Linked DNA regions of Mus musculus: region 1 is linked to region 2. A link is a loop called in an ENCODE intact Hi-C map of the cell type or tissue named here. Cell type or tissue: left cerebral cortex. All regions are shown on one strand. Links, peaks and the distances in the headings refer to the core of each region. The heading gives the core; the rest is flanking DNA. Region 1 has its middle 2.1 kb from the start of Sost. Region 2 has its middle 18 kb from the start of Gm33662.

Region 1 (2,911 bases), core at 115-2,614, 49 kb before region 2:
AGAGGAGGATAAATACCAGTCATTGCACCCACTACTGGACAACTCCAGGGAATTATGCTGGGTGAAAAGAGAAGGCCCCAGGTATTGGCTGCATTGGCTGCATTTGCGTAACATTTTTTTAAATTGAAAAGAAAAAGATGTAAATCAAGGTTAGATGAGTGGTTGCTGTGAGCTGAGAGCTGGGGTGAGTGAGACATGTGGACAACTCCATCAAAAAGCGACAGAAAGAACGGGCTGTGGTGACAGCTACCTCTAATCTCCACCTCCGGGAGGTGATCAAGGTTAGCCCTCAGCTAGCCTGTGGTGCATGAGACCCTGTTTCAAAAACTTTAATAAAGAAATAATGAAAAAAGACATCAGGGCAGATCCTTGGGGCCAAAGGCGGACAGGCGAGTCTCGTGGTAAGGTCGTGTAGAAGCGGATGCATGAGCACGTGCCGCAGGCATCATGAGAGAGCCCTAGGTAAGTAAGGATGGATGTGAGTGTGTCGGCGTCGGCGCACTGCACGTCCTGGCTGTGGTGCTGGACTGGCATCTTTGGTGAGCTGTGGAGGGGAAATGGGTAGGGAGATCATAAAATCCCTCCGAATTATTTCAAGAACTGTCTATTACAATTATCTCAAAATATTAAAAAAAAAGAAGAATTAAAAAACAAAAAACCTATCCAGGTGTGGTGGTGTGCACCTATAGCCACGGGCACTTGGAAAGCTGGAGCAAGAGGATGGCGAGTTTGAAGGTATCTGGGGCTGTACAGCAAGACCGTCGTCCCCAAACCAAACCAAACAGCAAACCCATTATGTCACACAAGAGTGTTTATAGTGAGCGGCCTCGCTGAGAGCATGGGGTGGGGGTGGGGGTGGGGGACAGAAATATCTAAACTGCAGTCAATAGGGATCCACTGAGACCCTGGGGCTTGACTGCAGCTTAACCTTGGGAAATGATAAGGGTTTTGTGTTGAGTAAAAGCATCGATTACTGACTTAACCTCAAATGAAGAAAAAGAAAAAAAGAAAACAACAAAAGCCAAACCAAGGGGCTGGTGAGATGGCTCAGTGGGTAAGAGCACCCGACTGCTCTTCCGAAGGTCCAGAGTTCAAATCCCAGCAACCACATGGTGGCTCACAACCATCTGTAACGAGATATGATGCCCTCTTCTGGTGTGTCTGAAGACAGCTACAGTGTACTTACATATAATAAATAAATCTTAAAAAAAAAAAAAAAAAAAAAAGCCAAACCGAGCAAACCAGGCCCCCAAACAGAAGGCAGGCACGACGGCAGGCACCACGAGCCATCCTGTGAAAAGGCAGGGCTACCCATGGGCCGAGGAGGGTCCAGAGAGATAGGCTGGTAAGCTCAGTTTCTCTGTATACCCTTTTTCTTGTTGACACTACTTCAATTACAGATAAAATAACAAATAAACAAAATCTAGAGCCTGGCCACTCTCTGCTCGCTTGATTTTTCCTGTTACGTCCAGCAGGTGGCGGAAGTGTTCCAAGGACAGATCGCATCATTAAGGTGGCCAGCATAATCTCCCATCAGCAGGTGGTGCTGTGAGAACCATTATGGTGCTCACAGAATCCCGGGCCCAGGAGCTGCCCTCTCCCAAGTCTGGAGCAATAGGAAAGCTTTCTGGCCCAGACAGGGTTAACAGTCCACATTCCAGAGCAGGGGAAAAGGAGACTGGAGGTCACAGACAAAAGGGCCAGCTTCTAACAACTTCACAGCTCTGGTAGGAGAGATAGATCACCCCCAACAATGGCCACAGCTGGTTTTGTCTGCCCCGAAGGAAACTGACTTAGGAAGCAGGTATCAGAGTCCCCTTCCTGAGGGGACTTCTGTCTGCCTTGTAAAGCTGTCAGAGCAGCTGCATTGATGTGTGGGTGACAGAAGATGAAAAGGAGGACCCAGGCAGATCGCCACAGATGGACCGGCCACTTACAAGTCGAGGCAGGTGGCAGAGCCTTGCAGAAGCTCTGCAGGTGGACGACACTGATTCATTACCCAGTTAGCATACCACAGCGGGCTAGGCGGACCACAGCCTCCTTCCCAGTCTTCCTCCAGGGCTGGGGAGTCCTCCAACCTTCTGTCTCAGTGCAGCTTCCGCCAGCCCCTCCTCCTTTTGCACCTCAGGTGTGAACCCTCCCTCCTCTCCTTCTCCCTGTGGCATGGCCCTCCTGCTACTGCAGGCTGAGCATTGGATTTCTTTGTGCTTAGATAGACCTGAGATGGCTTTCTGATTTATATATATATATCCATCCCTTGGATCTTACATCTAGGACCCAGAGCTGTTTGTGATACCATAAGAGGCTGGGGAGATGATATGGTAAGAGTGCTTGCTGTACAAGCATGAAGACATGAGTTCGAATCCCCAGCAACCATGTGGAAAAATAACCTTCTAACCTCAGAGTTGAGGGGAAAGGCAGGTGGATTCTGGGGGCTTACTGGCCAGCTAGCCAGCCTAACCTAAATGTCTCAGTCAGAGATCCTGTCTCAGGGAATAACTTGGGAGAATGACTGAGAAAGACACCTCCTCAGGTCTCCCATGCACCCACACAGACACACGGGGGGGGGGGTAATGTAATAAGCTAAGAAATAATGAGGGAAATGATTTTTTGCTAAGAAATGAAATTCTGTGTTGGCCGCAAGAAGCCTGGCCAGGGAAGGAACTGCCTTTGGCACACCAGCCTATAAGTCACCATGAGTTCCCTGGCTAAGAATCACATGTAATGGAGCCCAGGTCCCTCTTGCCTGGTGGTTGCCTCTCCCACTGGTTTTGAAGAGAAATTCAAGAGAGATCTCCTTGGTCAGAATTGTAGGTGCTGAGCAATGTGGAGCTGGGGTCAATGGGATTCCTTTAAAGGCATCCTTCCCAGGGCTGGGTCATACTTCAATAGTAGGGTGCTTGCACAGCAA
Region 2 (2,911 bases), core at 221-2,720:
GCCCCATCCTGGCCAGCCAGCTTGGAGTGAAGTGTTAGAGCCCTGACTTCCTCTGCAGAGCTGCTCCCTGTGTGGTATCTCATCTCATGGCTCTCTCTGGTCCCCCTGAGGGCTGACGCTGGACTAGCTGCTCTTCTGATGTTCCAGCCTGACCCCATCTGGCTGCCTAGAGGCAAAGACCATGGCTCAGGGTAGACCTTTACCCTCACCCCCAGAGCCAGTGAAAGGCTCTCATTAGGACCTCTGAGGCCAGGCCAGCAGTAGGCTCTTCCTGCCCTCAGGGAGAGCTCACTGCAGTAAAAGCCATTTGTCCTTGTCTTCTAGAATTTTGATTTTCCCTTATACGGGAACAAAACCAAGACTAGAACATTGAACAGGAGAAGGGCTGAGACATAGTTTCAGCCAACAAATGCTTGCCTGGACGACATGGTAGATTCCTGGGGTTCACTGGCCAGTCAGCTGAGCCTAACTAGTGAGATCAGGTCCCAGTGAACACTCCCATCTCAAAATCAAGGCAGAGGCTGAGGGGATGGCTCAGTGCACAGAGGTGTTGTACTGGCCTGACTACCGAGTGTGGACTCAGAGGCCACTCCTGAAGCGGGGTGGGGAATGGAGGTATCTCAGGGTAAAGAAGAGAGACAAGACGGGAGACAAGGATGGACATCTGAAGTCCTCTGACCTCACACTTATATGCATGCTCTCACACACATTCAAATACACATACACACACAACAAACAAACAAACAAACAACCCAAGATTAACGGCTTCTGAGGAACAACACCTGAAGTTGACTTCTGGACGCCACACAAATGCTCACTCTCACACACAAACATTTGTGCACACACACACACACACACACACACACACACACACACACACACTGTGGAAGGGTGAGGGTCAGGGAACAGGAAATGAGGCTCTCATCCAGCAGTCTCTCCCTGTGTGTGTGACTTGGGCAAGCCACTTGCCCTTGCCCAGCCTCTGCTTGCCCTTGTGTAAAACTAAATAGTGACACAAGTTTGTAGCAAACATCTGTTATAGGCACGTTCTCTTTAACAACTGCATAAGCAAGACATTTTTATCCCACTTTAGACAAAGACATTGAGGCAGAGAGGTTAGAGAGCTTGTCCAAGATCATACCATTTTTTTTGTTTTGTTTTGTTTGTTTATTTGTTTTTAGTTTAAGACTTACAATGCCCAACCTTCTAAAGTCCCTTTCAGTGCTGATAATTCAGTGATTCCAGACACAGTAGTAACCAGTACTTTAGTACTGATTTAGTTGGTAGCTCCCAGCTTTGGGCTGCTGAAAGGCTTGGCGACAGAGAGCAACAAAGAGTGAGGGATAATCACATTGGTGTGAAGTCTATGCACGACACGGAGCCAGGATGCAAAATACTGGCTCTCTAGAACATTCCACTACCACAGAAGGCACATAGCCCTCTTTAGGGTTGCTTTGTGAGAACTATGGTTGACCATCGCCACCTGGCGGACACATGTGGAACTGCATGGTGGAATTAATTCTTAGGGAGGATGGAGAAATCTTGACTATAACTTGGATATAACTTGGATACTGTCTATATTGTGTGTCAGGCATTAGCACGTGCAGGTACCAGGCCTGACCCCCAGTACAGAGAATCAGGACCTCAAAGACATTGGAGGTCTGTGTTTTTAGACCCAAGCCACAGCCAGAGAACCCCACGGATAGAACAGAAGGGTACTGGAATTTTGCTCAGCGCTCCCTAGTACCACCCATCTAAACTACTAGGCCTTTCCAGACAGATGACAGAACACATTCTTCAGGAATTATTTATGAAAGAAATCTGGGTACCAACAACATGGTTCTTACTGCTGACCTGCATTCGATACCCAGGACTCTCGTGGAAAGAGAGATGTGGTGCCCACCAAGATGCATATGCACATGGTGAGAATTATTTGGTCTAAAATGGCAGTGCTGAGGAGGAGAGTCCTGCATTGAGGAGCGCCAAGGACTCCATTTTTAGGTGTCCAACCCAGTGAGAGACCAAAGCCCATTTGGAAGAGGGGGCAGTGTGGCAGGAAAGTGGGCTGAGATCCAAGTAGACAAGGGATACATCTCAGCGCCACCTAGGTCACACAAATTCTTTGGACTTTAGTTCCCAGCTCTGCAAAGTGGGATTCACACACTGCTTCCATTCATTCTCCTAATCCTGTCATTTCTCCCTGAGTCATCCTTTCTCCTGGTTCACCACACTGGTATCTGGTAGGTCTGGTTGTCATGCCATGGCCACCTCCTGGCCTCTCTCACTTTTGCTCCACAACTTCTGAGTAGCAACCACAACACAGTATCTGAGTTGTCCAGTGCCTTCCCCATTCTTGACCTTATCCACTCTTCCCAGTCTTCCAGAAACATCTATGAGCTCTGTGAACGAATGAGTCTGAGTGAGGCTTGGGCTCCAGTCCCAAGTAATCAGACAGGGACATCTGTGTCTGCCAGTGACCACCTCCCAGCTCACAGGGAGTGGTGCTACTAGGAGGTATGGTCTTGTTGGGGTAAGTGTGGCCTTGTTAGATGACATGTGTCACTGTAGGGACAGGCTCTGAGTTCTCTCTCCTATGCTCAAGCTCCAACCAGTGTGGAACTCAGTCCCCCATTTCTGCTGCCTTTGGATCAAGAGGTAGAACTCATGGCTCCTCTAGTACCACGTCTGCCTGCCCGCTGCCATGCTTCCTGTCATGGGGATAATGGACTGAACCTCTGAAACTGTAAGCCAGCCCCAGTTAAATGTGTTCCTTTATAAGAGTTATCTTGGTCATGGTGTCTCTTCACAGCAATGAAACCCTAACTAAGACAGAAAGCTACACCTCGAATCCAAATGCCTGCCTGAGTCTGGTGTCAGAGCCCACCTTCGCTTGGAATCAGCCCTCCTGTGG

The links. Hi-C counts contacts between places; a loop is a spot of excess contacts. Peaks named below come from ENCODE experiments on the same cell type or tissue, not always from the same donor. Only the 100,000 strongest peaks of a DNase experiment are listed, where the experiment ranks them.
Region 1: a loop joins it to region 2, with 10 times the contacts of the local background. A loop is called at or near these places in 42 of 42 quality-filtered maps.

The regions. Positions count from the first base shown.
Region 1 is chr11:101,967,611-101,970,521 of GRCm38, reverse strand. No RefSeq gene overlaps it. Among named protein-coding and RNA genes, the nearest start is that of Sost, 2.1 kb to the right of the region's middle. In left cerebral cortex, for the core only: a CTCF peak has its summit at 1,496 (motif pointing right); a DNase peak (open chromatin) is centred at 1,503.
Region 2 is chr11:101,918,394-101,921,304 of GRCm38, reverse strand. No RefSeq gene overlaps it. Among named protein-coding and RNA genes, the nearest start is that of Gm33662, 18 kb to the left of the region's middle. In left cerebral cortex, for the core only: a CTCF peak has its summit at 1,492 (motif pointing left); a DNase peak (open chromatin) is centred at 1,478.